Regions from separate parts of the Homo sapiens genome. Here region 2 is linked to region 1. A link is an interaction called in ENCODE POLR2A ChIA-PET data of the cell type or tissue named here. Cell type or tissue: IMR-90. All regions are shown on one strand. Links, peaks and the distances in the headings refer to the core of each region. The heading gives the core; the rest is flanking DNA. Region 1 has its middle 1.1 Mb from the start of LINC01950. Region 2 has its middle 1.2 Mb from the start of LINC01950.

The links. Peaks named below come from ENCODE experiments on the same cell type or tissue, not always from the same donor. Only the 100,000 strongest peaks of a DNase experiment are listed, where the experiment ranks them.
Region 2: POLR2A ChIA-PET joins it to region 1 with 5 read pairs; 2 of 35 experiments call an interaction of 5 or more read pairs at or near these places.

Annotation. Positions count from the first base shown.
Region 1 is chr5:105,951,954-105,957,347 of GRCh38, reverse strand. No RefSeq gene overlaps it. Among named protein-coding and RNA genes, the nearest start is that of LINC01950, 1.1 Mb to the left of the region's middle. In IMR-90, for the core only: no CTCF peak of the experiment used is centred there; a DNase peak (open chromatin) is centred at 2,797.
Region 2 is chr5:105,842,218-105,847,611 of GRCh38, reverse strand. No RefSeq gene overlaps it. Among named protein-coding and RNA genes, the nearest start is that of LINC01950, 1.2 Mb to the left of the region's middle. In IMR-90, for the core only: no CTCF peak of the experiment used is centred there; no DNase peak of the experiment used is centred there.

The sequences.
Region 1 (5,394 bases), core at 311-5,310:
ATTTACTTTCTTTGGATATATTTCAAATTTCTAGTTTGCTTGAATCAGCTCTAAAACAATGGCAATTCATGGTGAAACAGCGGAATTGTTTATTCAATATTAAAGAGCAGACTTTTTGAAAATATTTCCAGGAAACCTTTTATTCAAATAGAAATATGGGAGAAAAGGTGAAGGAAGGGTCATATTTGTGCAAACAGAACTTTATTACATTTCTGAAAATAGGAGGGACCTTAGAAGGATGTTACAGAATTGACAGGGTGGTGCCACTCAAGGAGACTGAGCTAGAGCAGTTATTGAAGTAGGAGAAAATCCATAAGAAATAAATATGTCTGAATCCAGGACAGAAAGGGATTCCAAAAGGAGTGAGTCATCAGTGGCATGGAATGGCACAGTTACTTAAAAGTTCAACATAAAACCCACTTTTCCTGGCCAGAGAAATTGGAGAAAGGAGACTCTATGGTCCATAGATTTGGGGGGGATTCCTCATTTTTTTTCTGTTTTCTCATATTACTTAGCCTTGAGGGGGCTCCAGAATAATGGAACTGCATCAAAGCATGGCAAGCTAAATTACTGGGGAGACAAAGAAAAGATTTCTGGCCAGAAGACTAGGTAAGGTGCCCTTGTATACAGAGAGTGTGGGGAAATTCTAGAAAGGAGAGAGCTAGGGAAGAGAACTTCCTGTTTCTGTCTTGTTAAATATAAACAAGACTGGGCTTACACAGTATTAATGGAACCACCCACACAAGCATAGCAAAGGATTTGAAAACTAAAGAGTAATCGCACATTTGATAAACCTAGAACCAGACTAACTATGAAAAAGAGGAAAGAATTCTCTCAACCCATAATTCTGTATCTGGCAAAAATATTCTTCAGAAATTATAGCAAAATAAAGAAAGACATTCTTAGATAAAGAAAAACTAATGGAAGTGGTTACTAGCAGACTGGCCCTAAAAAGTGTTAAAGTTACTCAAGCTAAAGAGAAATGATTCCAGAAGAAATCACACAACTTCAGAAATGAAGAACGAGCAAAATATATAGTAATTATTTAAGATAATACAATAGATATCATACAAAGCATACTACCTGACCATAACAGAATGAAACTAGATATAATAATGGAAAGGTATCCATAAATCTCCAAATAGTAGAAAATTAAATAATATGCTTCTAAAAACCCCATGGGTCTAAGAGGACATCTCAAGAATATAAATAAATTTTTAAATAAATGCAAGTAAAATTAATATGTCAACACTTGTGAGATATATTGTAAAACAGTGCTTTGAGGAAAAGTTTAAAATTAAATGCACATATTGGAAAATAATAATTATCTAAAATCAGTAAGCTAGGTCTTCACTTTAAGCACCACAGGAAGAACAACATAAACCTGGGTTAAGCTGAAAGAAGGTAATAGTGGTGATTGATTAGAGCTGAGATCAGTGTAAATAAAAACAACAAAAATAGAGGAAAATCAATAAAACCAAAGGGATTTTTTAAGGATCAATAAAATTGATAAACATCTAGCAAAGCTAATGAAAAACTGAAAGAAAACACAAATTATCAATATTACAAATGAAAGATGGGGCATCAGTACATGCTTCACTGATATTAAAAAGATGATAGGACAGTATTACAAACAATTCCATGGCAATCCACTTACAAAAGGGCCAATCCTTGAAAGATACAAACTACCAAAAATATTTCAAGATGAAATAAAAACCATGAGTTTTAACGTATCCACAGAGGGCCGGGCTCAGTGGCTCACACCTGTAATCCCAGCACTTTGGGAGGCTGAGGCGGGCAGATCACTTGAGGTCAGGAGTTTGAGACTAGCCTGGCCAACATGGTGAAACCCCAACTCTACCAAAAAATACAAAAATTAGCTGGGCTTGGTGGTGCGTGTCTATAATCCCAGCTACTCAGGAGGCTGAGTCAGGAGAATCGCTTGAACCTGGGAGTCGGAGGTTGCAGTGAGCTGAGATTGCACCACTGCACTCCAGCCTGGGTAACAGAGAGAGACTTCGTCTCAAAAAAAATAAAAAAATAAAAAATAAACTATCAAAGTTTCCACAGAGTAAATCACTGGGCCCTGATGGTTTCACTGGTGAATTCTACCAAACATTTAAGACAGAAATCATATCAATTCTACATAATTTCTTCCAGAAAATAGAATGAGAGAGAATATGTTTATTTCTTTATTAGCCCAGCATTATCCTCATATCATAATCAGACAAAGTCATTACAAAGAAAGAAAACTATAAATATCCATCATGGATATAGATACAAAATCCTCAGAAAAATACTTGCAAATCAAATCAAACAATAAATAAAGGGATAATATTTTATAACCAAGTGGAATTCATTTCAGTAATGAAAGACTTTGTTTAAGATTTGAAACTCAGACAAAGAAGAAAAGCTGTATGATTAATTTCAATTGATGTAGATAAAATCCTTTAATAAAATTCAGCATTTATTCATATAAAAAGCTGTTTTTAACTCTTTTTGCTCGGAGCAAACTAGGATTAAAGGAAACTTCTCTAACCAGCTAAAATGGAACTCCAAAAAGTCAAGGGCTATGACTTAGTTATTATTTTGTTCAGTGTTTAATAGAGTCCCTATCATAAAGGTGAAACGAAGTTTGTGAAATAAATTCTTCCCAAATACATAAACAGTGCCAAATTTAAACCACAGATACACAAGTGCATGTGTGCATGTGTGTGCACACACACACGCATGCACAGAAACTGTGTTGAACATATAGATTCAATTACTCAACCAATGTTTATAAATATCATCAAGGAGTGATGACTCAAATGTAAGGAGATACGTGGTGTGTGTGTGTGTGTGATACAGTAGGAGTTTATTTATAGGGCAAGATTTGATTCTGTGAATACTTTATCTTGAAGATTTAGATTGTTAAAAAAAATAAGTATTTCTCTAGTTTTCAAAAAATGCCATGATATGTTTTAGAAAGCTGATATAATATCTTTGAATAATTTGGAACAGGTTGGTAAAGGGACAAAAACCATGTAGAGTTTTATTCTAGGTGTTACGATCTGGGTCTCAATGACAGTAGATTTGATGTAAATGGATAGATAAGAAAAACACATTGGCAATCTTTGTTTCTTCAATTTCATGAGGTAAATCAATCAGGCTATAAGAAAATATTTGTTTTCAAGGAAGAAGAGGAATAAAAAATCATTCATTTAAAATAATTATTTTGTTCTCTGGCAACAGCTAAATTCAGCCATAGCAACTGAAATAATAAAGTATGTATTCATTTATTTATATATTAGTTTAAACAAATATTTGTATTTATACACATGCATATTTCTATTAATTTTTGTATCTTTTATCGCAGAGTATACATGTACTAATAACATTTATTAGACCCGACATCCTATATTTTACCCAATAAATGTTTTGGCCTTAAAGATACTTAAGATAGTCACACACAAGTAATTAATTTAATGACCAAGCAGGGTTACTTGTGGCAAAGAACTAAACAGTCTTGTTTACTCTAGATCTATCTTTGCCAGCCAGGATATATTTTCTAAGCTTACTGAACATTTAATGTGGTGTGGTTACGAGGAACAGCTGTTTGTTTTTTTTGTTTGTTTTTTTGTTTTTTTTTTAATGAACATACTTACAGTGAATTATATTATGGACCAAAGGTCTGCATCCCACTGAAAGGGCAGATGGATAAATGTTTGGTTTATGTTACCAAAAGGAGAAATGTTTCTGAATTCGATATTTCAGTTCACCTTATCATCAACTAGATAAAACTCCATATGCCTTAAGGTAATACCTTGATGGAGCTCTACTTAGCCTTCCGTCTTTCCTGTTCATTATTTTAAATTATGCTCACAAAGTAAATATAGATTTATAATTTATTTTTAAGGGTCAAGTGTAGAAGTTGAGTCTTTTTATAATTACATTGCTAGCTTATTTAATTATTCTTGAAATGTATTTTCTCTATTAAGGAAGCCAAGGGAAGGTAGAAAAATAAACATAAACATACAAAGCTGTAAGGAATTATGGTACTGTGTAAGCTTCAGACAGTGAAAGAAATCTTATAGAAATTTGTCTGAATCCAGAATCATAAGGCTCTCCATAATATTTCTTGGTTTGTTTATTTTTGCCTACACACCTCGTTGCACAAAAAAGTGTGCTAATAATGAGATGGCGAGATCCGGGATTGTGTGATGTTCATATGGTTTACACAGCAGAGGCAGCTGTTGGTGCCAATTATGTAGCAATAAGCTTGAGCAGCTGCCAAAAGAATGAAAACCAAATTTGACTTAAAAGCAAGTGAGACATGATGCTCTGAAAGCTTCTGTCTCCCAGGACAAGTAGATGCCTGTCTATATATATTAGATAGTAATTGGAGCCATTAAATCAACAGACAAAGACACTCTGTCTTCACATATGATCATTTCAGTCATAATAAGATCAGGATCTTAAATTTCTAACTTAAAAAAATTCTATAGACTTTACAAATGGCTCACAAATGTATGATTTAAATGTCTGGGCCCATTTATACAAAATCACCATGCTGAATATACACACAAGAGATAGCCAAACATACAGTCTGCCTCACTTATAATAAAACATAGCCACCTCTTTAGTGGAATTAAGCAGATGTTTAAAATTTTTCAAAACATTTTCAATATGACTTAAGACAGGAAATGAAGAAAATTATATCCAATTTAAGCTCTAGGAAGTATGCAGACAGGCTATAATCATCTATTATTAAGGCAACTAGTGTAAAGGATAGCAAACATCTATCCAGAAAGAAGATTTCTTGCATTGGCGGAGACTTTTGAATTGCAGTGACATGACAAATGAGGAATCCTTTTATGTTCTATGTTCATCTATCTCTTTTTGAGGTCTAGTCTTTTCATTCATTCATTTATTTTTATAAATTTAAACTTTGTTAGATACTGAAAGAAATCCAGTTTTGATAACTAGTAACAAGGGATTTTAGTCTGTTTCAGATGAGAAGCACAAATGAGAAAAATAAAAAAGATAAAATATTCAGAGAAGGAATGTAGCCTGAATAATAGATGGTATATTAAGAAATAGCCATTAATATAATATATTCCTATATCTGTAAGTTAGGGAAAATATTAGGTATTCAAAATGTCAAATTCTACTTATGGTGTAAAAAGAGAACAGCTTTATGTTTTTCATTTTTGATATTAAATATTAGCCTCTGTGACTTTCCAATTCTTATGTAGTTGAGAAAGACCACAATCAGATGGTGTATATTTGTTGTCCTTGAAATGCACCTATCTACCTCTCCGGGACTGGACAGCTTTGAGGACTTTTGGTCTTAACTACTTTAAAGTATTGAAAGTAAGAAATTGTGCTGCAAATGCTGAACAAAACTTTTTC
Region 2 (5,394 bases), core at 89-5,088, 110 kb after region 1:
AAAGTACAGCATCTGAGCTTTCCCTCAATAGAATCATCAAGGTTGCCACAATTAGTATATCTTAATACTTACTTTAAAGTTATTAACATTATTTATTATATTAATAAATTATTTTATACATTTATTTTAAATTTATTTTTCTATTTTCATTTTATATATTTTGTTTTATGTATTCATTTTTTATATATATACATGTTCTTTATATATAAGATTATTTTAAAAATATAGAATGTGTACATATATGAATGTATGTGAGTGTGTGTGTCTCTGTGTATATGTATGTATATACACATTATTATTTATTTTTAAGAGGGTCTCGCTTTATTGCTCAGGCTGGAGTGCAGTGGTGCAATCATAGCTCACTGCAACCTTGAACTTCTGGGCTCGAGTAATCCTCCCGTTTCAGCCTCCCAAGTAGCTAAGACCACAGGCACGCTAAACTTTTTTTAAGTTTGATTTTTTTAGAGACAGGTCTTGCTGTGTTGCCAAAATTATTCTCATTTGCCAAAGAGTCTAGGGACTCTTCAGTTCCCTTTAATGTCTTACCTTTGTTGATGGCTAAGGATATTAGGGTTTGAGTTAAGTTTTTTGGGTTGACTTTTGATAGGCCAGAGTGCCACTTGTTCTATTGCTGCCCCAATTCCTGTCAGAATTAATTATACTACTCATTGACTTCTTGTATTCCTGGATCTTATGAGAATATAGACTATGACTCTTGGAGGGGCAAGAGTGGCCAATGTACATTCACCTCTGTTCTAAGTTTTTGATATACAAGGGAAAGCCACTCCTAAAGGAACAGGTGGCTTCCTGAGTAGTCATGGCCACAGACAAAAATAAGCCCAGGTGGCATGCTGGGTCATCATGGCTCCAAACAAAGAGGATCTATGTGTCATAATGTCTATCCTTTGTGGCCAAGTTGGGTCTATAGAAAGATTCTTCCCCTGCTCCAATGAGAATGGCCGAACAATATTTGTTTTCGAGAAGGGGGTGATATACCCACTTCCCTAACCTTCCCAGGTTAGGTAGTGTTCTTTTTTGTTTTTTTTTCTGTATGTTCTTACCTGGAAATAGGCACCGTATATGGTCTCCTTGCCTTGGGAACTTGGCAACTAGAGTTGGATTAGAGTGTCACAGGGAAACTTCCACTTTTGTGTCATTAACACAGAGTGGGTACAAAAGATAGCATCATTAATGTACTGGAGATATAGATAACCCAACTTTCTAGGTCCTGGTAATAGTGGTGGTGGAGTTCAGGAGGAGTCTGTTAAGTGGGGGAGAATTCCACCAAAAAATAGGGGTCTGAGTACATTAGAATCACTATCATTAGTTAGGAGGTCTGGGGACTGGAACTTTCTATCCTGGGGAGGTTGATAACAAATCTAGCAACCATAAAGGTGATTCCTTGAATCTATAATTTTAATAATATTTACTATACAGTTTTTTTCCCACCCACACTGGATCAGGGTAATTGGGATAGCAAAGAGGATTAACAATGCCAGCATAGTGTCTGTTTGGGCCTTAGAGTGGCCTCTTTCCCCAACAAAGACAAAAGGGATATTTCCCAGGAGGAGGTGGTAGTCTAAAGTGATAGAAAATAAGTATTACAGTAAGGAAGATGAGATAAATCAATGCTTCTTTTCCCACCCACAGAAACATGTTACCACTTCCAGCAGAGTGTTGGTTCCTTTAGGATCTATATTTTTTGGCAGTTGATTCTCTACCTCTGAGGTAACAGAGATCTTTCAAAGGTTTACAGATGTAGGTCACAGTGTCTTCCCTTTGTGACTGTGACTCATAAGAACAGTTTTAATCCCTTTTAGCACACCCAAGTAGTTATTTTCTGAAATTTAACAGCAGTATGGGGGCACTTAACAACATCTAATAAGAGCTCTTCCATTTTGGATGTAATTGATCCTTGGGGACTCTTCTTTTTAAGTTTTTAGTAAGACTAAATCTCATGGTTGAACAGGGGAGCTATTCTTTTCCTTTGTGGGAAAGGGCAATGTTTTATTTTAATATTGGTGGGTCTCCTGAACCTGGCCTAAATTCCAAAGTGGAGAAGGAAGGTTTGTATAGCTAATTACTGCAAGCCAAGACCACAGCAGCACAACACACAGAACCCACCGACAAGCTACTTTTACAAGCCCGTGTCCTGGCTCCTAGTCTTTAGCTCCCATACTGCTCAAAAGGAGTTCAAGGGGCAGTGAGTGCCTACTCGTTTCCACTGTCACCCAGCCCAGAACATCCAGCTGGCTACAAGCCCCTGGCCATGGAGATCCCACCAAGGAACACAATGGAACAAGGACAGGTAGCACACCACCCAGCATTGGCACAGAATAAAATAAAAGCTTAGTTCTTGACATTGTCTTTGGTACACCCTGACAAAAAGGAGAATACAAACCAAAAAATCAAAATCCATAGCCTCCAACAGACTGAACAAATGCATCCCTCCTGGCCAAAGGAAATGTAATTGGGCAGGCATGCATTGGCCCCCAAAACCTTTCTAAGCAATATAAGAATCAAAAGCCAAAAGCCAAAATAAAGTTGCACGTAGAGAAAATGTGTAACTTTTCTCAAGAAACTTTTTTTTAAGATCATAGAATTAAGCTATATTGGGGGAAAACACTGCTCCCCACAGACCTATAAGAAAAAATACTTTAGCATTAGCTTACAACAACAGTTAGAATCAGAGGAGAACACTTCAGAGGAACTGCCCAAAAGCTAAAGAAATGAGTTACATTAATCTGAGAAGCTTTCAAAAGAAATAGATTACAGGATTGAAAAGTAAATTTTCTGGTAATTCAGTAAATTAGCACCTTAAGAAAAATTGGTTTTAAAATGTAGATCATTCTTTAGAAATTCTCTTATAAACAATTTCTTTTTAATTACAGCTAGTTTGATTACACACAAAATTCCTTTCATAAATTCCTCTTTATGAACCTTATGACCAATGCAGACCATCTACAAAATGCTTGGATTTTCTGACTTGTCCATACTACCTCTGTCTTAAATAACCAATCATTTTACTCTAGGAAAAGAATTTACTGTACAAGACTCTTTTTAAACAAAATTACTGTTTCTTTATATCCCTCCTTCTTATTTATACTCACTAGTTCCCTCATTTTTGAACCTCCCTTTTAATAATTTCTGAAATAAAACTATTTTTCCCAATAAATGATATATTTTTGGCATGTTTTATATGAATCTAGGAAGCAAGAAATCCTGAACTGCTCACCAGATTTTGGCATTATATAGATGAGAATCATTTTATAAATTTAAGATTTTTAACTGTAAAAAATGCTCACTATTTAAGCATCTATTCTATTCCCATGTATTTAACTTTTTCACTTTTAACAGATTTCTCTAGACCACCTCCAAGAATCAGGATACCATGCAGAGCTAGTCACCATTTAAAGGCATTTTAACCATCTTAATGCCTATGAACATCAGTGACTTAGCTAGGTAAAAATATTAAATTTTAGAAGACACAACATTCTCTGCAAACTAATAATCTTAGACTATCTTGTTTAACTTATGAGCACTCTTTTATTTATAAGGCCACTCTTTTATTTATGAGGCCAGGTGCAGTGGGTCATGCCTATAATCCCAGCACTTTGGGAGGCCAAGGCGGGTGAATCACTTGAGGTCAGGAGTTTGAGACCAGCCTGGTGAAACACCATCTCTACTAAAAATGCAAAAGATTAGCCAGGCATGATGACATGCACCTGTAGTCCCAACTACTTGGGAGACTGGGGCAGGAGGGTCCCTTGAACCTGGAAGGCAGAGATTGCAGTGAGCTGAGATCGCACCACTGCACTCTAGCCTGGGCAACAGAGCAAGACTGTCTCAAAACCAAACGAACAAAAAAATGTCAATATGATAGCACACTAGACACAACACACATTTAAACACCTGCATATATACCTAAACAAACGCATCAGATAAAATGACCTGTATAAGACAACAGGATTCAAGTTATAAATTGTGACCCATCTATTTGGCCAAATTTTGTTTGTCCCAAATGGAAGAGAAGAAAAGACAGGGGAGGGGATCCCATGGCATCAAATATAAGGAAGGAAAGGGGCAAACTGCATTGCTCAAGGAAAGACCCTGGAGTTCTCAAGCCTCTGGAGAGCTCACCTAACAGTAGAGACACTGAAAAAAAATGTTTAGGCAGCCACTTGTCACCACTGTGGAAAGCTGTCCATCGGGTTCTAGGGTCTGTGTTCCCCAGTAAACATACTTGAGCAAGGCATCTCTTTGGGGTTAGTGGAAGAAGGTAAGCTCTATAATTTATGCAGAGCTTTTTCTCTCTGTCTCACACAGTTAGGACATTCTCATTGCCATTGGCCTTTTTGCTTATAGTAAGCACACTAATTCTGGCCCAGGGGTTGGCAAGTTTGGAGCTCTTGTCTGGGCATTCCAGACACCAATCTTGTGACACTTTCTCAGGATGGGCAGCCCTGAGAGTGCAGAGGGGCTTAAAGCATTTGCTAATAATTGTACTTTTTGGCTCTTTTTTTTTAAAACACCTCTGTTGCCCTGTCTCTGTTGTCATAAACTTTAAAGGCCATGTTTAAGAGTTAGCTCATAGGAGTTAGAGGTCCCATTGCTCATTTTTGTAGCTTCCTCCTAATGTCAGGGGCAGATTGAGTAATAAAATGTATACTGAGAAGAACTTGCCCTTCTGAAGAGTAGGGGTCTGCATTAGCAGATTTTCTGAGGGCCTGAACCAAATGCCCCCAAAGCAGAGTAGGATTTTCCTCTTTTACCTGACTTATTTATCAACTTTGTCATAATTGACTGGTTTAACCGCATGCTTTTTCCTCTACTTTTTTTCCCACAGCACAGCAAGTGGATGACAATATTTGTAAGTCATGACAAGTTAAATAAAAGAACATGGTCCATTTAACAAACTCATTTATAAACTTTTCTGGATTCTCTGAAAACTGACCAAATTTGTCTTTGTATAAAGCTATACACATAGAAAATGGCACATGTATTCTAAGTATTCCCTCACGTCCATCAGTCACCTCCCACAATGGACACAGATTTGACTTTAGGAGCTGATATGGGTCCTGCTTCTGGTGGTTCTGGTTGGGCTTATGCTTTGGGGCAATGGTGGGTATAGGCTGGCGCTAATTGAATAAAGGTGGTTTCCTAATGACCTTGGGGTGGAATCCTTCATTAGAGAACTAGTGGGGCGCCCTTCAGGATTGAGGGTCTGAGGAAACTCCAGGGAGTTTATAGGCCTTTTAGGTGGAACGGCTAGAAGGGGATCCGGTATGTGTGGCTTCCTGGTGCCTGGAAATAACATGAACTAGCATAAGGGCCACAAAAGCATGTACATAATGGACCTCCTCCCATTTTCCTTCTTTTTGACAGAACAAGTCT